Regions from separate parts of the Homo sapiens genome. Here region 1 is linked to region 2. The links are chromatin loops, found by intact Hi-C in ENCODE. Cell type or tissue: PC-3. All regions are shown on one strand. Each heading gives the region's core, and the rest is flanking DNA. Links, peaks and the distances in the headings are about the cores only.

Region 1 (13,123 bases), core at 2,959-10,958, 380 kb before region 2:
TGAGCCAGTATTGCCTTTCACCAGCTAATTATTATTTTCAGGGGGAGTCACTATTAGAAGAAAAATTCATGTTTCTGTTCTTACCTTCTTTTCAATAAGCACTAAGAAGGTTCATTTTCAGAGACATCCTTGCTACGCTGAGACTTGTTTAAAAGTGAAGCAAAGAACAGTTGCAAAAAGAATATTCAAATATGAAGATTCTTGATGAAACTTGAGTCATAAAAACTTGAGCCTCAAAACAATGTTTTAAGAATGATGATCTCAATCTCGATGTAAAACTTTTGCTATTTGAATTAGAAAAATATAATTTGTGCTGTAGCTCATTATAGTACTTATAAAACTATAGATTAACTAAATTTTTCCACATAAATCACATTGCTGACAAATTGTTTGTATATACTTTTGCTATCTGAGATTAATTAAGCATATTGTTTTCCAAAGTTCTTCAAGTTTGCATGCCACACTGTATTTTTGGTAAAATCATATAAGGTAATCCTTCAAGTGAGAACTCCTAATTTTTGGTCATTTCATAAGTTTTCTAGTTTATGTATCAATTTGGTATAGACTGTACAAGAGTATATATTTGAGATACTTGAGACATTCAACTTATTCCTATTTTAATTCATCTATACCCTGGCATTTCTGTAATATATCTTAAACAAAAATAGAATTTAAAAAACTAGAAGTCACTTCTGTTAAGAATTGGAGCACAAGAAGAAAGTCAATTAAATCATTTTTTTAAAAAAGTTAATGCCAAGTTACTTTTCTCTGAAAATATGTCTTCAATATTGTAGAGTTGAATTTGATTTAAAAATCATGCAGTTATTCTAATGAAGGTTTGATGTGGGTTTAATTTAATGACATCATTAAACTATATAGAATGTGTAGCTTTCATTACTGTCAGTTATTTTTTATTTAATTCAAATAAAAGCAACTTTGATTTCAAATTCCATATCATTATTCCTTTTTTAAGTCTTGTGAAAATTACAAATGACACATTCTTAATGAAAGTTTTGCTGAGCATCTACATTATAACCTTTACAAAGGATGATGTAAAAAATAAAAAGGCTTGGAATCTGATAAGACAAGGTGGACTTTTACATTCAAACGGTTCGGATTCTAATTCTGTTAGAGTGAATTGAGTTGACTCATAATTCTGCTTATGGATTGCAGACTTGTGCTTATGAGAGGCTTACTGTCAGATTGGGTTGCATCTGGCTGCCTTTTCAAGTTTCCTGAAAACAGCAGTATGAGCTTGTGATGTTCATTCTGTACCACCAGAGTGCGTGGGGTGGTCGTATGCTCAATCCATAACTGCTTCTTGAAGCACAGGGTAGAACACTTTTCCCCTTTTAATATTATAAAGACTAAAGTGCTTTTTAAGAAAGAAGATCTAAAATTTGAAACAAGACATGTAAGTAAAAGCTGTCCAAGGCAACTTTAAATTATGTGATTCACACTTACGCCAGATGCTGCTAGAGAAATTCCTTGGTTTCTCATTAACATGGAGCAGTCCCCTTAGACTTCACACATAGTGGCCACTCACAAGCACATACACATTCATGCAAATGTTAGGAACGATCAACTGCATGCTTCCAACTGTACAAGTTCCAACAGAAGAGATTTGAGAAAATTCATTTTAAGGAGATGAGCTGCCATTAAAAATTTGTCATTACTTTCCTCAATCTACTTGGCTAAAGCCTCAATATACTTGGAATGAATATCCTTAATGAACTTGGCTAATTGTTTTGTGATGTCATTTCTGAGTTTACTCAAAATCCATTTAGAAAAGCATTGCTTAGACATAGGTAAAATTCAGAATTTTCTTCCCAGGTGAAACTATAATGATAAAATGTTAATTTCTGTTTATAACTACTTTAGTACAGGGAATATTTAGATTTATAGAACCATGGCTTCAATCTTCACATGAAAATTTATATTCACATTTTAAACTTATATTTTATTTTTATTTTTCAATCATAAATAAATTATTCTCTGTTCCTTAGTTTATAGATTGATCTTCAGTTTTCCTTTTATTCGCTTGTCTATTCGCATGGTCATTTACTGGGTTTATACGTGGTCATTTTTTGAGTCCTATGAGTAGGCAGTTTTGATAGGACCTAACTCTTCAATTGCAGTTTAAAGTTAGGTCACATTTGGCTGGCTAGTGTTAAGTCCAGGATGTTTCTGTCCAGAAAGTATAGAGAGCTCTTTTTCTTTCTCTTTAGTAAACAAAAATCATAAAACAAACTGGACACTGAATTAGGTATGTCATAAATATGCATATTTCTATACTAAAAATGTTCTTTCTTTCTTCCATTTAACCAAAATCGATAATGTAAGGCAGCTCAAATCTTTATATTAGTTTGAATTTCTATCTTGTATCTATTTACCTATCTGTAATGTGTGTGTTTATAACCCACTTGCTTTTTTTCCTCCTTGGCTCTAAGGAGAAAACACTTTTGTATCAGTTAATAGGTGAAATAAAATCTACTTTTTTATAGTAAATATGCTGAACGCATAGCTTTTTGTGAGTGAAAGTTTAACATTCCATAATGTAGGAGAGACTGTGCTCTATGTTAAAGTTATTTTGCTTTGAAAGAGAATGTAATCACTGTGAGGGTAAGGATATCATGCAATTTCTTTTGTTATAGTCCTTGTATAGTCACAACTCTACTTATAACGGGTATTGAACCTTTGACAGAAATGCAAAATATATTCTGCCTTGCAACGCATACAATTTATAAAAACTCAAGCAGGATAATAAGTTATCCGAAGGAACTTTTGGAAAGGGAAATTTTAAAATTACAAAATTTAAAGTTGAAAGGTGTATTTGTATCTGGCATAATTCCCAAGTTGAAGTTCTTCTTTTCAAGCAATATTTACAAAAATATAATATTTTAAATCATCATCATCATCATTATCATCATCTCATCATCATCATCATCATCAATCTAAGAAATACCCAAATATACACATCACTGTGTAAGGGATAAATGGTTCCTCTTGAAGCTTTTTTTTTTCTTTTTTCACCTGAAGAAATGATATTGAAATGGATAAGACTTATGAAAGAACATACTGATGGACATAATGAAAGATGCTTCACAAAAACATGTCTCACATATATATTTGCATTAAAGTCAAGTGGGTTATGTTGGTAAAAGAATAGTATCGACTGTTAATATATTAGGCTTTAGGAAAATTTGGATTAATACCTCTTAAATAGTCAAGATTTCTGGAGGAGCAGTGTTTCAGGAAAAAAGGAAGGATTTCTAGATACAGGGAAAAAAACAGATTTCTAGATATTAGGGAGTTGAGAAATAGAATATAATGAAACTTTGCCTAAATAAATTCTTTCTTAGTAATTCAATTGTAAGAAAGATGAATTGCAGTTAATTTAGTATATAAAAAAATTTGAATGCATATATTATTTTCTTAGAATTACAATCACAGGAAGGACAATCTATCAAAAGATATTTTTTAAAAATCATAAATTTACAAAAAGATTCCATGACTTCAGCAAAATCTTTGGGAAATGCTCACTTTTCTCTCATGTCAATGAATCAATTGTTGAATTGCTGAATCAAGAGACACATCTCTATACTTAAAACATTTCAAATGGAAAGAATAGTACTGAAGTTTAACTTAAAGAAATCATCCTGTACTAAGCAAATAATTCTTCCTGATATCTTCCTAACATCGTTCAAATGTACTTTTGTAAATTATACTCTTCCTGGAACTATTAAAATAATCTACTAATTCTGATTCTAGTTACAGCTGTCACTTAATCTATTCCTGATAAATTGTCACACTTGTAACTTTGTTCTTTTTCTCAGTTTAAAATTGCACAATGTTAGTGAAATGTTTAGACAAGTAACCTTATGAAGGAAGAAGTGTAGGTTAAAATAAATGTAACATTATATAATTGTGTGTTGTCTCTGCAAATAGTTTAAAAATAAAAGAGAATAAAATTACTCATTTGACATTTCAAAGCATTGAAATAAGCCTTGATCATACCTATAGTTATCACGAACTCCCACGATCTACCTAGGAAAAAAATCTTTACCTAATAGTTGGAAATCATCATTAATAGTTAAACAGCTTTAGTTGCTTTTTTTTTGAAGCACTTTTTTCTCTCTTACATTTTTCTTTTCTGTTGAAACATAATTTTATGATTCTCATAATTAGTACACAGATCTACCAAGTTTAGAATATATGTTACATAAGATATGCTAAAACTGGGAAAACTGTTATGTATACAAATGCTATAAATATTTGCATACATGGAAAAGCCTTTATTTTCCCAAATATTTAAAACATTTGGATAACTGGCACATATGAATTAAAAAATTAGAATTTGGATCTAAATTTTTTAGTCTTCATACAGTTGATTTTCCTCCAATGTACATAGATCATATTTGGTTTTTCTTTGGCTGTCCTTTTGATTATAGTAGCACTGTATTATATATAATATTAATGTTTCATATATACCTAAAATATTCTGGGTCCTCTTCCTTCTGAACTGCAACAAGCAACTCAGAGATTTCTGAATATAATGTATAATGTGGCTTAAAAGCCTTAACACCTCCCTCTTCTTTGAGGTGGGTATTTATTAATGCGGTTTCACCTAGTGACAGTTGCATATCTATAGTGTCTGCATACCAGCATCAGCACTCCGCAGCTGTACCATGTGTGGTTTGCATTCAGAGAGAATTGGCCTCTGAGTGTCAGAGGGAATGTATTGAAAAGTGCCCTCCATATCCTTGTTGGTAGTGATAATAAATGAGGACCATAATTAAATGCAGTCAAAGAGTTAAAACTAGAAATCAAATACGTTTTAGTTTTCCTGTGATACAATACAATCACTATTACTGCTTAAAAATAATAATTTAAATTGTTTCCTCATTTGATTTATTATTCTCTATATAGAGGGATTCCTTTGTATATTTTTGAAAATCTGAAGAGAAAGTTGGAATAGAAACATCTGGATCACACCACAGAATTTTAGAAACTATAAGTGGATTATGTCAGAGAGTCTCAGGACAGAATAGTTAGCAAAGTCAGCATGTTTCATCCTACTGTTACTCCTGGTCAAAGGGATAAGCTGTAGGAGAGTCACAAATTTGATAGGTAAAAACACCCATTCAGAAATCATCCCTCTGGTGCTACTTCCTGGGTTCTTCATACTTTCACAGAGCAGCACTTCTTCATTTGAAATATAGTATAACACAAACATCTCATTAGGTCCCATTATTCCTGATGTATTTAGTTCTTCTGCATCATCAAATTGAGCTGGTTGTCATTTTCAATGTGTGAAAGTTAAACTGCCTCAGTAGAAAAGACACACACCCTGAAGTGGGTAGCAGGAAAGACTAAAAAAAAATACAGCCACATATTTTTCAGAAAACAAAATCATTCTGGAATGAGATATGAGTAATAATGACATGGAATAATGGTACTTTAGGAGTAAAATATGAATTGAGCCTAGTCAGGTAACAGAGGCGTTTAGCAAGCTTATTTGGAAGTTCAATATGACATTGCTGGTTGAGGATGATTTTTTTTTCTGAGGTTGATCTTGTTTATAGATCCATATTTTGATGAGATATGTTAGAAATACTGAATATTTTTATTTTGATGTATTTAAACAGTAGTAAAAGTTATTGATTTGTGGGTAATTTTACTAATGGAAGATTTCATAAATTAATGTAATATGCCCAACACTAGGAGACATTATTATAATTTAAGAATGCAGTACCATTTATTTTAATATTTCACTTCTGAAAATGAATGTTTTGTTATACTTTTCTAAAATTCTTTGGAGAAAAAGGTAATTTTTTTTGGCTTACAGTTTCATAGAGTATAATTTTTAAATTAAGTGTTTCTGTTTTGTTTTATCTGGTTACATACGTGATGATTTGTATAATCTCCCTCAATCTTACATTCTTACAATAATCGTGCAAAAATCCAAATTGGGTTAAAGACAGAAATTCCAAATTTTCTAATATGCTCACACTTGGTGCCATCCTGACATTAAAATATCTGACCAAAATTCCCATTCACTATACAATAAATTCATTCTCCCTCAAAGTATATTCTGAATGTAAAAATGAAAATAGACGTTTATATGCAGTCTGAGCTAGAAAAAGGTGCTGATACTGTAATTAATATTGTACCGTAATATCTTTTTAATCTATCATGCTGCCTTTTGCCCTTTATGTTATGTCAGAAAGGAGTGTAATGAATGAGTGTGTCTGTGAGTATCAGCTTGAATTTGGTGAAAACCGCAGCAACATGACATTTCATGTGATTAAGCCAGATATAGATTCAAGTGTATTAGCTTTCACACAATCGAATGTAAAACCAATGATGATAAAACTTCAAATATTTTTTAAATGATGATTTCCCGAATTTATTTTAAAGCTCAATTTGCATAAAGCCATTTTATTATATTTAAGAAATAACAGGATTCCCTGACTTTGTAATGTTTCCTAGAAAGGTAACTCACAACAGTAAAACATCAGAATATTCAGCATTTTAGGTGAAGAATGAAAGATTTATTACTAAGTCAGAAAAGAATTGGCGTAAATCTGACTTGAAACAGCTGTTTAGGGGATTAGTGGGAGTGTCTTTTCAAGTCCTGAGAAGAATAATTTTTCTTCCTTTTTTATACCAGAAGGGGGCAGTAGTGGTCCATTTTTAATAACAGCTAGCGTTTCTTTTGTTATATGACATTTGATAATAAATAAATATCACTTTCTATTTAATGTTGAGGCATTTGTACAAAAAATTAAGATTGTAAGTATCTATTGTTAGGTTAAAAGTTAAATAATTAAAAGTTTTTATGCAAATATAATCTTATGTCTCTTTTCATCTAAGCATGTAGCTCAAAATTAAGATGTCCTGCTGTAGCTAAACTAGAGCACCAGTTCTTATTGCTTAATGTTCATGCTAATAATGATAGTTATAGAATAGATTAATTCTATAACACACACACACACACACACAATTTCAGTGAACTATAGTTTAGTCTCTCACCACTCACCAAGCTGGAGTCAGCACCCACAATAAAAGTGCTTTACAATTTATATAGCTTGTCATATTAGTATTTATTTCCAATATTAATTGTGGCTTAAAATAAATTAATATAATACATTATCTCGTAATTTCCAGGTTGATTAAACGAGTGGTGCATATGCACACTTAATGGGATGGTTGCATTTTACATCTCTCCAGATCTCCATTAAAAGATAAGCTGCAAATACAGTGGTTATTCTGCTCATTGGCTGACATCTCTCTATGTCCAGATCATCTGCTTAGAACAAATGTGGCCGGACAATGCGGTATTCTAATTCCACAAATTGAGTAATTGAAGAATTTCAGAGATGCAACAAGGATGGAATTACTGTCCTCGTTCTAGGTTTAGAAGGCAGGCATGCAAGTACCTAGAGAAAGAGAACAGATGAAAGCTGGCAGCCTCTTCATTTACAGACAGCACAATTTTCTGAATTTAGCAAGACTCTTCTTTTCCCCCAGAACGCTCTATGTAAGTGTTAAGATGTTGAGACATGCATTATGTTTTACATTTTCGTTAAGTTTTGCAGAAAATCATATGGCTAAGTAGTACTTGTATTATAATGGAAAAAGGTGTGAGGAAAAACCCTCCAAAAATGAAATCCACTTGTCAGTTTGAATTTGACATGTTTTATTACATAGTAAAACCTGTCAGCTAAAATTTTAGAGATTTACACCTAAGTTGTGACTGAAAACAGGTAAATGTCCTTTCAAAACAGGTATTTTGAATACATAAATGAAAATTTTGGTAGTTGTGCGCATGTAGAGTTATCTATTTTGCTTGCAAAGTGAATTTAAAATTTTTAAGAAGTGTTTCTGGTATTTTAAAATAGCTAAGAATAACTTATGAGAATGAGAACTTAGGAAACCTGCTTTTTAACAAAAGTCTACAGGATTATATTTGAATTTTGCACAGACAGTCAACTCACAATGTCATTAGTACATATTAAAGAGCACACCTTTCCTAGATTTCATAATGCAATTTAAAATACTTATTTGATGATGAAAAAATTTTAAGAATATATTTATATTTGATTGATATTAATGATAAATAAAACATTATCCCCAACAGTTAAAATGTTGTATAGATATTAAAAGTAATTAATTCAACACGGAATTTTTTTCCATTAGAAGATTCAGTTTTTCCTTTAAAGCTGAAGGTATTGTGCTGAGATTCTGAAACTCTGCAGCTCAGTCTGGAATTATTTTTTTCTAGAAAAAATGTGGTGAGCAGAGGATTTTCTTGCTATATTAGGACCTCCCAAGTTTCTTTCGGATCTGTAATTTTAAAAGGTTGTCATTACTTTGCTTTCTCTTGCATCCTCAATGTGTGTGTGTGTGTGTGTATGAGAGAGAGAGACAGAAAGAGTGAGAGATGGGGAGGGGGAAGAGGGGAAAGAAGGACAAAAAAGGAAGGAAAAAAGGAAGAAAAGAAGCATAAAATAGGAAAGAAAGAAGGATAAGAGGAAGGAAAGAAAAAAGTGGGAATGTCAGAAGGAAGAAGAGAATAAAAGAGGAGAAAAATAATGTCTTGGAGAGGTCTATACACTTTGACGGATTGACATTGCTAGTTTTTTGGTTCTAGCTTAGGAACAGTGTGATCCTGGCAGCAGCTTTAAGATAGCACATCTCAACTTTCAGAACAACATGATTTAAAGAAACTGTGTGACTCAGAGGATAGTTTTGGCATTGAGTTTGTGAGAAAAGGAGACTTTGCTTTTGTATTGCTCTTCAAATATAAGAGAAAATTCTGTTTCTGCCAACATAGATAAAAAAGCTATCCAATTATTACAACGCCAGCTTTCTCTTTACAAATATCAAGTGTAATTAAAGCAAAGAGCTAAATATTATAGAGAAAATAAGATGGAAAATGTTGGCTGTTGGAAATTGGCTTGGTATGGGCTTTGTGGATGGATGGCATTTACTAAATTGTACCAACCCTGCTTTACGTTTTTAGACAGCATTAAAGGATGAATTGTTGATTTGCCTGTTCTTTAACATGTATCACCTGCTCGAATATTTTTCCCACCTGATAATTTTTCATCAGCCTCTTCTACAGCCAGGCGTATTTTGGCTGTGAATAGTTATAGACAAAAAGTTTTCTGTCTTATGTTATACATGTGTGTGCCTCTGTCTGTGTGTGTATGTGTGTAACCATTATTTCTTATAGGCCTATTCTATACTTTTCTGACCTTTACCTAAAGGACTGTGGCTAATCTGTGTGTGTGTGTGTGTTTTACTGGCATTTTGCTATTACTTAAATTTCTCTGTTTTCCTTTAATGCCTACCTAAATATTTTCTCATCTTACCCTTAAGCAAAATGTCAAATTCTTGGCAGACAAAACATTGCATTTTCTTGAATAAAAGGAAGGCAATATCCATTTCAGCACTTTGTCTATCTATTTAACTAGCACTGTGCATCTTTTAGGCCCTCTGTAAATACTGAGCATCCACCTGAAATATTACGTTAGCCAACAACAGCAGAGACTGTGTGTCTCTGTGTGTGTGTGTGTGTGTGTGTGTATGCTGATTAGCAGTTGTGATTATGTTTTCTTTTCTTACCATCTTCTAGATGGTGCCTCTACTTTTTTATACTTCTAAGTACCTAATAAGAAAGTGGAATTAGAGAGGAATTTGAAGATGCTACACTGTTGGCTTGAGGATGGAGGAAAGGACCCCCAGCCAGGGGATGAGGAGGCCTCTAGAAGCTGGACAAGGCCAAGAAACAGATTATTCTCAGAGTCTCCTGAGGGAATGCAACCCTGTGGACCCATTTTAGATTCTGAGCTCCAGAACGGTCATATGTTTGTGTTGCTTTAAGCCATCAGGTTTGCTGTAATTTGTTAGAACAGTGATAGGAAACACAGCCCTCTCTGACCTCTGCTTCTGTGCTTACATCTCTCTCTGACTCTGGCACTCCTGCCTCCCTCTTACAAGGATCTTCAGGACTACATGGCTCCCCCGAATCTCAGGTCATCCAGGATCATTCTCTATCTCAAGATCCTTAACTCAATCCCATCTGCAAAGTCCCTTTTGCCATATAAGGTACTATGTTCACAGGTTCCAGGGACTAGGACATGAGTGTTTTGGGGGACATTGGTCTGCCTACCACAGACACCTCCCAGGTTGTAAAACACATCAGCAGCAGATTCTCAAGCTTGGCTCTAGGAGCAGCACTAGAGCAACAGGAGGTCGCCACTAGTCTGAGGGACCCCAGGCCTACCCGCGGCTGCTGCAGAGCTCTGTACCTCAGCAGGTGTCCATGCTTGGAGGGGAGTTTGGCCACCTGCTCTATGAGACACAGTGCTCCAGATCACTGTGTAGGCTTCTCAGTTGTCTGCAAGAACCAACTAATGGATAGAGTTTTCTCCGGACAAAGTTTTAAATTTCATATTTCCTGAAATCTTTGAGGCTTGTTTTGCTGCTACTTCTTTTTGGCGAATGACAAAAAGAATGGTTTGTACTTAATAAACAGGAACTGAAGAAATTAAAAAAGAGCTGTGGTATGTGTGACATGATCCCTGTTCTTGCAAGGCATTTATATATCTAGCAATATCCTGAGTTATTCGGGCTTGGGGAGATGCTTGGAGTGCTGTACAGTGAATGTCAATGATATCTGGTGATGGAATCATTTGAGGCTTTCTTCTTTGTATTTTTCTTTTTGAGTATAGTTTAGAAAAAGCATGTATCTTTTGTAGAAACAATAAAATTATTATTTAAAAAATGGAATTATGCAATCACTGAAAATTGTGTCAAACTACATATATGTACTGAAATGAAAACTGTCTAAGTTACATAGATTGAATTAAAAAGAAAAAATGTCATGGACAGTATATGCAGTACAGTAGTCCCCCCTTATCCAAGGAGGATACATTCCAAGACCCCCTGTGGGTACCTAAAACTGTGGATAGTACCAACCCTATATATATTATGTTTTATGATCTGATAGATAACTGAGACCATCACATATATAGTCTATCAATGACCAAAATATTGTTATGGGGTGCATGACTCTACTTCCTCTTCCTCCATTTCTTATTACTCTGTGGTCATAAAATCAGATAAATCATGAATGATTCAACTAGATGTTATTTTACATCTATAGGAATTATATTGTTTTATCAGACAAAAAGGAATTGAGAATAAAATAGTAATAATAATTTATTAGAAAAACATGCTATTTTTACAGTTTTTAAAGTAAATATAATAATAATTAAATATGAACTTAATTTTTCAAGGTAATTTTATATAAATTTACATAACTAGAATTAAATATTTGCCTGTGTCTGAATATTAATACATAAGTCATAATATTCCTACAGTAGATGCTTAAGACATTATTTCCATTAAATGGGAATAAAAAGATGAATATGATTATTTTTAAAATGTATTAATACTAGGATGAAACCAAGTAATAACAACATATAATTATATTGATAGGGCTTACAGAGGTAGCAATAGATAGTTTATTTACAATTTTGTGCATAAGAACAAAATGAGGTTTTGGAAAATTGTCTTGGCCAACAATTTTTTGTTCACATGCTTTAAAATTTATTGTGTAAAACTAGCCATATTTGATTTCTCAAAAGTGTCTTTAAAATGTATTTATGCTAAATGCTTCTATTATTGAGTCTTCTTCTATTTGCCCTCATAACCTCCCATTCCCACTCAAAAAGCATCCACAAAATAAACCCCCAAAATTGCTGAGAGGCAGTATCCCTTGTCTGGACTCATTTTCACTTAGGAAATGGTAACCAACTCATTGTTTTCTGTTTCAGAATTTCTTACAAAGATACATTCATTGTGTAAATTGTTGCTTCATGATTTTTGAACCTGAGACAAAAAGCAACTTTCAATTCTTGATTATAGCTTCTCAAAATATACAGTGTAATTAAGTGTTGAAAGAGCAATTATATTGTAAGTCCTTGTTTCACACCCAAACTTTCTCTTGCTTTTAACTTTTGGAATTTTAGTCGCATTTTCAGAACAAAGGTGAACATTTTGGGAAACAGTGATAAATAAAGGGCAGATGTGTTACAATCATTTTAATGCATATGAGACTGTTTCAGTCACATTATATTTGCTTTCCACATCAAAAAAAAGTCTCAGTCTCACTCCTAACGTCTCAAGCATTCTCTGTTTATCTAAAAAGTTTCCCTTCGCCCAAACCTTCCCCCATACCCCCTGTATCAGTGTATACAGGTTATTTCCTTATATGCACTGTCATACATTATTTGACTGCCTACTTAGTCTACGTTCGTCCCCTTGGAGAATTAGCTCTGTTCCGACACACAATAGACATTCAAAATATATGCGTTGAATGACTAAATGAGTGAATAAATTAATTACTCTATTTCAGACTTAAAAAAATTAGGGTAGACACAAAACAAATTAGAGCATTTGACAATGGTTTTCAAATAAAAAATGTATCAACCACAGACAGGCCAAATATTTTTCTCAATTTCTTTTGTTTCAAAAATATTTGGGGCAAAGGTTATTTTGAAATACCCTAAAAATTAAAGCATATTTTTCAGACTCCACCTTAGATTTCAAATGTGGCAAATTACTTTCTAGTTGCTTTTTCCCGTGTTAAATGACATGTATTTCTGTCTAATTATGGTCAGTTGTTGTGGTGGTTCTGAGGAAATAATTTGAACTGAAGCCACAGTTCAAACTGGATATTTGTTGTAAACATATTTTAACAAAATATTTGCCCTGACCAGTCACCCCTTGATAATTAAGTTCCTTCAGGGCTGGGACTTGGTCTGTTTTATTCATTGCTGTGTTTCAACTCCTACAACAGATCACATGGTAAGTTCTCAAAAACTGAATTAATACTTAATGATTAGATTAATACTTACAATGGAATGAGTGCTTACTGACTGAATTCATAGACAGCAGTTCCATGGGTGCCAGTGGAACAGTAATCAGGACAAGAATGCCAGAACTGGGCAATATACTGAGATAGTTTTAAGAGAACAGACTCTAGACAGGCAATAGAAGAGTGGAAGTGTATATAATTGCCAAGATCAGGAAGAACTGGGAGAGCAGA
Region 2 (13,123 bases), core at 2,594-10,593:
AAAGGGTTCAAGAGGAAGCAGAACATAAAAGTTTGTAAAACTTGCAGCCTGTCAATGGAATAGAAAAGAAAAACCAATTTTCTGAAGAGAAATTCAAGCTGGCTGCAGAAATTTGCATAAATAGCGAGGAACCAAATGTTAATCACTAAGACAATGGGGAAAATGTCTCCAGGACATGTCAGAGACCTTCACAGCAGTTCCTCCCATCACAGGCCCAGAGGCCTAGGAGGGAAAAATGGTTTCCTGGGCCAGGGCCAGGGCCCTCCTGCTGTGTGCAGCCTAGGGACTTGGTGCCCTGTGTCCCAGCTGCTTCACCTCCAGTCATGGCTAAAAGGCACCAAGGTACAGCTTGGGCCATTGCTTTAGAGGGTGAAAGCCCCAAATTCCACATGGTGTTGAGTTTGTGGTTGCACAGAAGCCAAGAATTGAAGTTTGGGAACCTGTGTCTAGATTTCAGAGGATGTATGGAAATGCCTGGACGTCCAGACCGAAGTTTGCTGCAGGGGTGGAGCCATCATCGAGAACCTCTGCTAGCACAGTGCAGAAGGGAAATGTGGGGTTGGACACCCCGCCTCCCCCCCCCACACACAGAATCCTCACTGGGGCACTGTGTAATGAAGCTGTGAGAAGAGGGCTACCATCCTTCAGACCCGAGAATGGTAGATCTACCTACAGCTTGCACCGTGCACCTGGAAAAGCCACAGGCACTCAATGCCAGCTCATGAAAGCAGCTGGGTGGGGATCTGTACCCTGAAAAGCCATAGGGACAGAGTGACCCAAGGCTGTGGGAGCCCACCTCTTGCATCAGCATGTTGTGGATGTGAGACAAGGAGTCAAAGGAGATCATTTTGGAACTTTAAGTTTTAATGACTGCCTTATTGGATTTCAAACTTGCATGGGGCCTGTAGCCTCTTTATGTAGGCCAATTTCTCTTACTTGTAATGGGTGTAGTTACCCAACACTTCTACCCCCATTGTATCAAGGAAGCAACTAACTTGCTTTTAATGTTACAGGTTCAGAGGCAGAAGAGTCTTGCCTTGTCTCAGATGAGACATTGGGCTGTGGACTTTTGAGTTAATGCTGGAAAGAGTTAAGACTTTGGGAGACTGTTGGAAAGGCACGAGTGTGTTTTGAAATGTGAGGACATGAGATTTGGGAGGGGCTGGAGTGGAATGATATGGTTTGGCTGTGTCCCTGCACAAAAATCTCATCTTGAATTATAATCTCCATAATCCCCATGGGTCAAGGGTGGGACCAAGGGTGGAGGTAATTGCATCATGGGGGCAGTTTCTCCCACACTATTCCCGTAGGATAGTGAGTGAGCTCTCATGAGATCTGATGGATTTATAAGTGTCTGGCATTTATTTCCCCTGCTCGCACTTCCTCTTCCTATCACCCTGTGAAGAAGGTGCCTTTCTTCCCCTTCACCTTGTGTCATGATTGTAAGTTTCCTGAGGCCCTTCCAGTAATGTGGAACTGTGAGTCAATTAAAACTCTTTTCTTTATAAATTACCCACTTTTTGGTATTTCTTCATAGCAGTGTGAGAACAGACTAATACATCAATTTATTGAGTTTTTTTTTAAGTTGACAACAGGTATAAATCAAAGCACTGAGGAAATAGATATTTTATAGAGTAGAGAGGACAATTTCCATTTCTAGAAAAAACTGAAAGTGGTTAATGAAAAAATTCGTCAACATCTTTAGGGGTTTTAACGTAATCAGAAAACAATGAGAAGTCACTGACATATATTAAGGAATGAAAAAAATATGTGATTGCTTTTGCATTTAAGGAGGACTTAAACTACCCCCATTTAGTTAAATTAGGATTCGAAGACTGGCTGTGGGCAAACCTGATGAGCCATGACCAGCGGGCCAAGGGGTTTACTGCACATCCTTTATCCTGCTAACTGGCCCACTATATCCACTGGACATTTGCATTGATTTATATGAGTTTGATTTATCTTTATTTGGTTGATTGTTTTCCTGAAGGAAAAAAAAAGAATTCTGGTGAGAAATGAATGAGAGAAGAGATGGGAAAAGATAGGGAATGGACAGAAGTGAACAGAGTCTGTTTCTCTTGAGCCCGTTTCTAGGTATGGACATAGAAGTCACTTGACTTTATTGAGCTTTGGTCCAAATGAGGATAACATGAACATTCTATAATTACTTAAAAGGGAAAATTCTGGAAATGAGTCCAGAAATTAGAGTTTTCATATAGGTAAAATAAGCAGGTCAACAACAACCAAAAAAATTTAATCTATTTCTATCTTGTTGAGGTTTACTTCTATTTGTCAGAGATAAATATCTAAAGAGATGCAAAGAAGGTATTATTATCTGCTTTCATGGTAATCATTTTCTAATAGGCATCAAGGAAAGTAAATGCAAATGTCACCAAACCCCACAGGTCTAAACAGGAATATAGACTACTATGCACGTTTTATCATACATTAGTGTTTAATTTAAGGATAGACATTTTCTTAGAGGTGCCTTTCTTTCCTTCATTCTTCACGGAGATGCTGTGCACTGGATTCCTCATGCTTCACTGACTTAGAAATGCTTTGTACATTATTTTTTCCTGTGTCTTCAGGCCTTCTTCTCCTCTTTCATTTAAGTCTCCAACAGTTTCTATTAAAAAAAAAGACAACTTTACAAATCACAGTTTCTTGCCCCTCTCCCTCCCATCAAATGACTACTATTCAAAGTCATCCTTGATTGAAAAATTTGTGTATATTCTCTCATTTTCATTTCCCATCACCAAATGACATTTAGTATTCTATTAGGCTTATGCTACTACTGCTCTTTTGAAAATACTTTCCTGAAATACACATATCTCCAATCAGCAATAGCTTTTGGATCTTACCTGCCCTGACTTCTCTGTGCTCTTCACCACTTTGCAATACTTGGGATTCTCACTTTCTTTGACTTTCAGTCGTCATTTTCTCTTGCTTCTCTATTAATCTGGCTATCCTTTCCAAGTCTTCTTTGCTGGCTCCTTCTTTTCCATGGAGTGTTTAAATACAGATAATTTCTAGATTTTCATCTTATTGTGCATAATCTCCCTGCAGCATCTCATCCACTGGCGGATATCAAGTACCATCCACTTACTACAGATGCCATATGATGCTCTTATATTGACCTCTCTCCTGAATGTATTATCAGTATTAATACCAAGATAGGTGCATAACTTGCATTTGAAAGCAAAATTGGTATTATCTAACAAAATTAAATCTTCATATTGCATTCTCTGTCTCCAAGATAGAAACAGTGGAATCAACCTTGGCTAATGATTCTCCTTCACATCCTATATTTAATAATTGCCAAATTCTATTACTTCTATCACAGAAATGTTCACAATATCTGATTTTTCCTCTCATTTATTGTAGATGTCCTTAGCCTCATTCAAGCATTCCATGTAGAGATACTACTTGTCTGGGATGGAGGATCTTGCATTTGAATTAAGGAGACATAACTACTAATGAGTAACAATGTGTGTCAAGGTAAGCACAAGGAACTTTGGAAGGCTAGATGAGGACATTTATCCAATATGCCTTTCTTCCCTGATCTCAGCTATTGCAATAGCCTCCTCACTTCTCTCCTGGTCAGCAAAATTTCCTCCTCATCCATGCTCCAACCTTCTTTCATATTGCATCCAGAATATTCTTCCACAGAAACTGCATGATTCAGCTTCACTTATTAAAAATCTCTTTGGGGTTCCCATTGCCTAAGCAGGAATTTATAATCTGGGTTTTAGATTTCTATGAAATCCCGTAACAAATTGTGGATATACACATGTGTATTTTTGGGACAAGGTCAACACATGCTGAACCACCAAAATTTAAACACCATCAACCAACAATATAAAACACAAGCTCCTGTAGTCTATACATTCAATTGTACGTTTTACTCATATTTTACTTATCCAGCTCCTTTTCTTTCTTCTCTCCATTAAATCAATCCTATTCCCAGGTACATCAGACATTTCCCAGATACTCTTGATGTTTTAATGCTTTTCTGATTTTGTACATGCTGTTACATAACTTAGAAGGGAATTGTCTATCAATCACCATAACATGTTTCTATGGACTGAAGACTAATTAGAGCGTTATAATAAGAAGCCCCAGGAGTGTTTGCCACTAGAACATCTCTGTTTTACAATATTTTTGTCCAATTTTGATAAGCTGTAGTTACCAAATGATACAATTTAATCCACATATGATATAATTTAATCCTCTATGACTGTCAGATAGTTCTCATTGGTCCTGTTTTCTGATAAGGGACTAGCACATCTCAGTTGCTTAAAAAAATTTAGTGCTTAGTATATTGCCTGATGCATGAAAGTCGCTCAATACAAGTTAGTTGAATGAATTAATAAATGCAAAAGAAATGCAGAGGCTATGTATTGGGCAAGACCATGTTTCTGACATTAATTCTGGTGAGAGGAGGTAAAAAGTAAAGCATGGGCACTTTTAGCAATAAATGATGTATTTGAAATAAATAAATAAATTCTTAAGAGTATAAATATGAGGCCCAGCTTGATTCAAGCATGTATTAGGAACTTCTGAGAAAATAAATGTTAACCCTCAATAAAATGTTGGAGGGAGATAATTACTCACTGGTTGGATTCTGTGCCATTTATTTTTCTCATCTGCCAGTCCCTAATATATTTTAGTAAAGGTACTATACACTAAGTGCTAAAGAAAATAATTTTTTGAGACTTAATCCTAAATGTTTTGAAAGCCAATAAAGAAGATACTGTAACAGTACAGGAGTAAGTGTTATAGCTCAGAGTAAAGCCATGGAGATAATGAGAACAACACAGTGCCTAGACATTTACAGGGAAAACTCACTTAGATCCAGTGGTGGCTGAATGTGAAAACTGATCAAAAGACAAAGTAAAGATGATAACCAGATGGAAGTCAGCTGTGCTGCCTGTGGTATTCAGAATGATGAAGAAAGTGTGTTTGTGTGGTGGAGAAAGGTAAGGAGTAGCATAATGAAATCTTTACTGGACCCTATGAAGGGCTCAATTTAAAATACTATGTAAGCAAACAAGTTGATTTAGAGTAACTTTGTTTTAAAGTCAATATAAAATAAGCTATAAGATACAGGCACATCAATAAATGCAAGAATGATTAATTAAAAGGATAATGTGGTAGTCATTGTACATGTATCATTTACTGAGTCCTTATTTATGTGCTAGGCATGGTACTGAATGTCATCTCTTTTACTTTCCCAACAACCCTATGAGGAAGGTATTTTTATTATCTCAGTATTACAAGTAAGGAAACTGAGGCTTAGAGACATTAAGAAACTTGCCCAAAGTCACATAGCTGAAATGAAGCAGAGCAGGAGCATGGATATGGGAACTTTTATTCAGCCTTCCAGGTTTTCAATTAATACCATTATATTCTTCCTTCTTAGGCTATTTAATAAACAATTCTAGATTTACTTGTATGTGTTTTTAAGGTCTTAATAACATTTTAGTAATGGATTTAATGTTGAGAGTTTATTAAAGATTGTGTCCAATAGTTCTGACAGACAGTATGAAAAAGTATCTGCTCTCTTGCATTGCTGAGAGTTTGTTCTCCACTGCTATGTTTTCATTTGAATAGTTTTTCCTTATAAACACAGTTTAAGTACAGCATGCATAGTCTATCCTAATATTTGAACTGCTTTTTAAAGCTACTTTAATGGATATTCTCCATAATTATGTTTCTTTTTATCTCAATATTTATAATTCTATAAATCTAACCTTTTTACAATCGCATTTTGATTTGTGCAATCTATCTGCATATTTGAGTTCACTCTCATTCCAAAGTTTCTTTAGGACTAATTGTGGGGTGTGTGTGTGTGTGTGTGTGTGTGTGTGTGTGTGTGTGTGTGTATGTATGTTTGGAGTTAATAAGCTTAGATACTAGGGGGGAAAACACTGGAAAGATTATACCACAGATAATTAATAAAAATCAATTAGTTTGTTAATGAGTACTCTGTCAGTACCCAAGGTGCTGGAAACCAGCTGGGGGAAGGAAATCAGGATCCCTGAATAGGACATTTAGAATGCTTGAGTCCTGCTGAGAATTTGAGAGGAAATAACTATAAGAAGCACTACTTGGGTTAAAACTGGCTAAATTTCCTCTTGAGGTTACAATTCCTCCAGCCAATAAATCTAGTAAAAAAGTGATTCACCTTTAGTGTATGCCATAAAGCATTTTCTGAGGCCTTAAGTACATTGCTCACTGCCCTGTATTAAAAACAAACCCATAGTTGTAAATGTCAATGACTAAGAATATTATAGCCCTTGCATCTTTCTTATGTTAGTAGAAAAGCTGGAAGCACCCATTACCTCTTCTATGACTTTTTACACTGTATTTATGTAAATGGCAAAAGTCAAACATGAGCTGACAGGGAAATACAAAATCTGTCTTCCAGTGGTCTTTGGACGAAAAAGCAGAAAATTCCAGTGACAGCAACTGACTTTCGTCAAAAGTTTTTTTCAGAACAACTCATTCTTTCTATTGTTAATTATATCTGTGTTAAGATTATACTTTCTCTTCCTATGTAATTATGAATTATTTATGGGAGTAATGCAGAAGAGGGGATTTGCATATAAATAAATTAAATAAATTTAGCTTACCATAGGGTGACCACTTAAAACTATAATTTCTGTTTCATGTATCTTCTTCTAAGAATCGAGGAAGAAAAGCTAAATATATTCTAGTAGATTCATAGCTTTCATATAAATTTGTACATACAGTTTTATTGTAAATATCTTTCACAAGTATCCTATAATTGTCATAAATGTCAATATGACTGCTAAAAAGCCTCCCTTTTGGATAAAGAATAGAGGCTCAAAGATGTTTATAATTTTGGTTACCTTTTTATAACAGAAGTGTTCAATAGTCTATGAAGTGAATTAATAATATGGTATAAGATGTATGAATTTTCTATTGAAAAGTTGTACCTAATAACTCCCTCTCAGTATGAGGTCATAGGGGTAGAAGATCATTGATTTAACTTACTCAACTCTAACTTTCATGGATAACATATTCCTTTAATTACCTGCAAAATGTCTGGGTAGTGAAACAGAGCTCATACATTAGTAGGAGAGAAAATACACTGAATACAAATAAACGATTCTTTAAGCATGTCTATTTTTAGTCAACTAAATAAGTTAAGGCTTTTTTCCCCTCACATATATGTTACTACAGTTCCTTTTATAATATGCACAACTATGTACTAAAAACTGCATTAGTACAATCAGAAAAAGTGGTATCTATACCAGTTTAAGCAAATTAGATTATGGTTTCCTTTTTAGCACTCTCTTAATTTTGAGATATTTCCTCTAGTACATTTTTAATTACAAGGCAATAGTAGTAGTCTCAATTCCCTGACCTTACAATTCTTTTAAAGCATGAGATTTTTCAAATGTTCTGGCTTCCAGGTACATATAAAATGCAATTATGCTGTCTTTCAAAATATTTTGAAAAATGAAGAATGCATCTTATATTTATTTTAGAAATATAGCTATGTTCACACACACGAATGAGGAAGTCATCTGTGAATAGGTAAATTGTTGGAGCACATATATTGTTAGATTTATAATATCCCATTTAACTTTTGCAATATCCCATCAAGAAATTGAATATTACTTAATGAACACTGTAGTCCCACCTTATTTGCCAGGAATATGTTCCAAGGCCCCCAGTGGATGCCTGAAATTGTAGATAATATCAAGCCCTATATATGCTACATTTTTTCCATCTGATAAGTGACAAATGGATGGGTAGCATGAACAGTGTAGGTATGCTAGACAAAGAGATGAGTCACTTCCTGGATGGGATGAGCAGGAGGGCATCAGGTTTCATATGGCTACTTAGAATGGCACACAATTTAAAATTTATGAATTTTTATATCTGAAATATTTCATTTAATATTTTCAGATCGCAGTTGACTTCAGGTAACTGAAACCACAGAAAGTGAAACTGAAGATAAGGGAGGAGGACTACAGTAGCTGTGTGACTTTTTCACAAAATTAATCATTATAATCAAAGAACAAAATACTGCAGTAGTCAAGTATGTTTGAATCTTAGGGTTTCAGACCATTTTCCTTTCTCAGTTTTCTATCTCAGAGTGTAAGAGTACATATAGCCTGGAAACGACATAAATACAATAAAAAGAACAAGATATAAAAAGTCTTTACTAATTGATTAAAAAGAAAAGGTTAAGGACCACGTGGAAATCAAGTTATGTTTATGAGTTCTGAGAATGACAACATGTTCAGAAGGAAATAGTTTTAATTCTATGAAATTTAAGTTTCTATTTCTAGTTTTTGAATGTAACTCTTTGAATATTGTCCTTAGTTTTGTTTTCTTGTTCTTTTATTTTATTTTTAATTGACACATCAGAATTGTACATAGTCATGGGGTACACTATGATGCTTTGATATAGGTATACAAAGTAGATGAAGAAGACACAAGTAAATGGAAATATATTCCACATTCATGGATTGTTTTTCAAACGCTAATTGTATTTATTTTAGAAATGTAGAAATAGTCACAAATAGAAATTAGTATTTGATAAGTGCTGAGTCTCTGTACTAAATTAGCTCACCTGATTATGTGAATCATTTAATGTTTGATTTAGCTGATAAGACTGGTCAATATTAATATTATAAATACTATATACCATTCTCATATCATGCTAACATAAGAAACAATAAAATTTTAAAAGAAAAATATTGTTTGATAGATTGTAAAATGAGAAAGCCAACTGGCTATTTTGGATAAAAATGAGCAGGTCAACAAGGTCCTAATGGGTTTACTACAGTTTAGTCAGACTCTCAGTTTAACATTTACAGAAATCCAATTTGAAAATTTATTCAATTATTATTAACTTCTTAAGGTCTGACTTTAGTTTAACTGTGAGCACTTGAACTTAAAAGACACTGAATTGTAAACCATGATGTCCATTTATTTATTCACGAAATATGCGTCATTTACATAGGATGCTCCTTCCTTGTGCTCAAAACTACACAGGGAGAATACTGTGTGGTGAGCATCAAGTTAAAATAAGTAAAATGAGATTTTGAATTGTTATCAAACTAGCTGAACTGGACAAGATATCATTCTGTAGTCTAAAGATAATTTTACCTATACACCCAATATTGGCTGAATTTCTAGAGCCCATTTCAAATACAGTGGATCAGGATTACCAGGGATGGGACCAAAAATCTTTTAACAGTGTCTCTGATTATTCTTTCCATGACATAAATAATAAGCTTTGAAAACACTGGCATGATGAATCAGCTCTTCTCCTTGATTCTTCTTTTCAAATATAGCTCACACAGATTCTGCCTTCTGTTACCAGGTTGCTAAGGTTAAAATTTTATTTTAATGATAGTTCATCACTGAGAATATTTTTAGTGCCTATGATTTGTCTGAGAAATCAGTATAGTTTTTGATTTATAGAAACTCAGGAAGTACCATAGTGTCCGTAGTACCACATCTATAAACCCTCTACTGAGAGGTTATTTTGCAGATGATTGGTCTTGTCTATTAATGCCAGCACTTTGAAAGGCTGAGGCGGGTGGATCACCTGAGGTCGGGAGTTTGAGACCAGCCTGACCAACATGGAGAAACCCCATTTGTACTAAAAATACAAAATTAGCCAGGCGTGGTGGCGCTTGCCTGTAATACCAGCTACTCAGGAGGCTGGGGCAGAAGAATCTCTTGAATCCAGGAGGTGGAGGTTGCGGTGAGCCGAGATCACCATTGCATTCCAGCCTGGGCAACAAGAGCAAAACTCCATTTCAAAAACAAAACAAAAACAAACAAACAAACAAACAAAAAACTACTCCAATTTCAATGGTAAATTTTGTCTGACCTATCCCTAAGTACAGGCTATATGTACACTATAGTCAACAATTAGTAAACTGTGTATCCACAGTACTATTCACTAGATAAATAATGACACTGAATGTTTTAAAATTCATAATGATTCAGATTTTAAAAAAGAAATAAGGGATATGCATAAAAATATTAAAATACTATAAGATATTTTATTTTTTATAAAAATTTTTAAAGTTCAGACCAAGTTTTTACCAAGTGTGTCTGTGTCAGACTTGGGATAGTGGAGAAGAATCTTGTGTTTATTCTATTTTTTTTCTTTCTTGAAATAACAGCTGAGAGATTGTAGACCTGTAATAGCAACAAAAGGGATATGAGAAATGAAAGGCATGCCTTTAAATCTTCAAAACTTTTTCATTTATTCATTCACCAAAAATGTATTGAGTCTTTATCTCCACTTTGGCAGGTACTGTGATTCTATATAGTCATATAGTCTTCTTTTTAATATTGACATAATCTGACTTATATTTGTGTTTTTAACTTACAGAGAGATCCCCTTAGTATTTGAAGAATACAGGTATATTTCACCTGGGATGTCTGGCTTGTGGTGAGTCTTCCCAAGTTTGATCAGGATTAATGAGCTGAGACTTTTCATAGAGACATTTACCTTGGGGTCAAAGAGACTGGGGAAGCTCAAGGGCTGTATCCCCTGTGCCAACAGCAAGAACAGCAGCAAGTTTTGCTGAAATTGATTATGAATGTCTCTAGCTACTGGCAAAGCTGAAGTACAGCCTGTCCATATCCATGTGAGGATAGAGTAGGAATTAAAATGAAAGCAAGACATGGCAAAGGTAAAGTGAAAGATTTTGCTATTAGGCTAGTGCTTTGATCATAAAGATTCAAACATATCTATCACGCTACATCTGTAAGAGTGTATTAAAAGGTTAATGAAGTTTTGTACCTTTTTGGACTTATAACTAAATTGTCAGGTCAGCAAATATGAAGAATTTTTGTACTGTAGACTATCCTAGGAAATTCTCTTGGGGGAAAATGAGATGCCTTTACAATTTATTTCAGAACATCAGTATCTTCAAACTGTTCTACACAATTTTGAGGCTGGTTCAAAGGAAGTATGTAGAGCTAATCCTGTTTAAAAAGAAATTGGGAAGGCTTAAGAAAATCCCTTATGTGAAAAATCAGGACAATATAGTAAAATATGATTTATATACAATTTATAGACCTTTGAATCAAACGTTCACCGTTTTAATAATTTCAGGGAGACAACTGCTTCACAGCAGACTGTAGCATAAGGCTCACATTATAAGACCATGCATATAATAGTGATACTGCCATGGGTTAAATGAGCAGAGCTTGAAGTATTATTTTTTTAAAAAATTGAAAGGTTGTGGCAGTAATAAAAAGGTTGAATGGTAATGCCTCTAATTGAACAGTAAGGCCTCTTTCCTATTAAGTCACTCTTTCATCTGTCTTTTTAATTATTTCATTATCATTTTGTACTGCAGTTCACAATGAAATGACCATTTGTGTTTAAGTGAAAGCTAATTATTAGGACTGAATTATTGTGCAGTTTATTGATCCCTATGGTGGATTAAGGGCTTTAAGTTCGTCTAGACAGAATAGTTAGCAAAATGACAAAAGGAAACATATAAGACCCTTGGGAAGAATCCCTATGCTCCATAAGCAATTAATGCCTGCCAGGTAATGGAATTTAAGTTTATACTAAATCCAGCAGAGCTTTGACATTTCAACTGCCTTATAAACACATTAGTCTAATGAATTAAGACTTATGAATTGTGTTTAGACACAAGTAGGAATAGGAAATCCACGATATTTTCAGCCATTCGTTGATTGAATGAAAAATAGATCATTTTCTCTCTGAATCTGATGAAAAATGAAATGTGTTCTTCTTTGTGTATATCTCTGCTCATTCTGTTTTCTGTTGATGGATGTGTATTAACAAATCCCATTTCCCAAAAAACACTAATCTCCCTTATGGATGTGAAAAGTATATAGTGATAAGCCAAGAAAGCGGAATGAATATATACATATATATATAGTACTGCTGAGTAAGAAGCCAAACAACCCATTAATCTCAATCAGGTGCTAGGCAAATTTAAAAGCAATTTGTCATTATGGCGATGAGCAAGCTGCAGTTTAAGCTAACCGTACAACCCATTGCTGTTATTTGTTAAGAGTATGTCTCTGAGTGGATTTTGAGGGGATCTGGCTCAATCCTTCAGTTACGCGACTTCTTCCCTAAAGTGCTCTGTCTTCAAAGATTTATTGACAACATGCCATGAGTAAGGATTTTTGGAAAAGTTGTTAAAGCTCTTTTTTGTATCAACAAAGATTTCGGCAACAATTCTAAGGAACAATGACAAGTTAATTAGGTACAAAGTGGTGTCATTTGGTGCCAAGTTTTAAGTATTATTCTTTCTCATCTTCATTTTCAGGCTTCCAATAAAAATCTCTTGTACTGTACCAACCATGGTTATTTATGGGTCAGATAAAAGACAGATATTTCAGTTACATGCAGAAGAAATCTGGTACATTTTACCTGTATATACTTCTTTGAATTTGAAGTCTTCACCACAAAAATCTTAGAGAACATTTCAAGAACAGCCTTCCTTTTGTCTTAGAACAATAGTGTCAAGGACCATTCAATGAAGAGGCATCCATACCAGATACCCAGAGGCACAGTTTAAATATTAAAGTATATTTATACAAAATATATTTTAGATGTTTCATTGCATGAGTTTGAATTAAATTGTAGGCATTGAGATGCACAGAATAGAATCTAGCAAATTGCAAAAATGTTTGCTTCCATTATATTTATGCACAATTTTATTGCTTGCATTTGACAGTGGCAAAGTAGCTAGTTTAATAAGCAAGCGTAAGTTTTTTATAGCAATGGTTATGGACTTTTATGGTATTTAAACTAGATTAATCAGTGAAGTATGATAAAGTTGAAGGATTAAACAGACTGCACACTTAAATATAAAACACTAATGGGGAATCTTGCACGAGGCAATATTTGTTATTATGAAAATATAATAAAAGGATAATTGGTGGGGTTCTCTTTCTAGGAAAAAAAGATGGTTTACTCAGCTTAAGAAGTCAAATTAATGCCTAGGGAAATAGGGCACCCTTATTATATGTAGACATGGTGCCACCTACGTGATAGTCATTTGATTTTTAAAACCAAAAATAAAACTCATGCTTTACATAATGTAATTATATGACTAAATTCAAAGTA

The links. Peaks named below come from ENCODE experiments on the same cell type or tissue, not always from the same donor. Only the 100,000 strongest peaks of a DNase experiment are listed, where the experiment ranks them.
Region 1: it touches region 2 in a loop (2.4-fold over the local background); 2 of 110 quality-filtered maps call a loop at or near these places.

The regions. Positions count from the first base shown.
Region 1 is chr5:91,635,273-91,648,395 of GRCh38, forward strand. No RefSeq gene overlaps it. Among named protein-coding and RNA genes, the nearest start is that of ARRDC3, 260 kb to the left of the region's middle. In PC-3, for the core only: a CTCF peak has its summit at 6,690 (motif pointing right); a DNase peak (open chromatin) is centred at 6,679; H3K27me3 peaks cover 582 bases.
Region 2 is chr5:92,011,780-92,024,902 of GRCh38, forward strand. No RefSeq gene overlaps it. Among named protein-coding and RNA genes, the nearest start is that of ARRDC3, 640 kb to the left of the region's middle. In PC-3, for the core only: no CTCF peak of the experiment used is centred there; DNase peaks (open chromatin) are centred at 6,212 and 7,812; H3K4me3 peaks cover 343 bases; H3K27ac peaks cover 2,406 bases.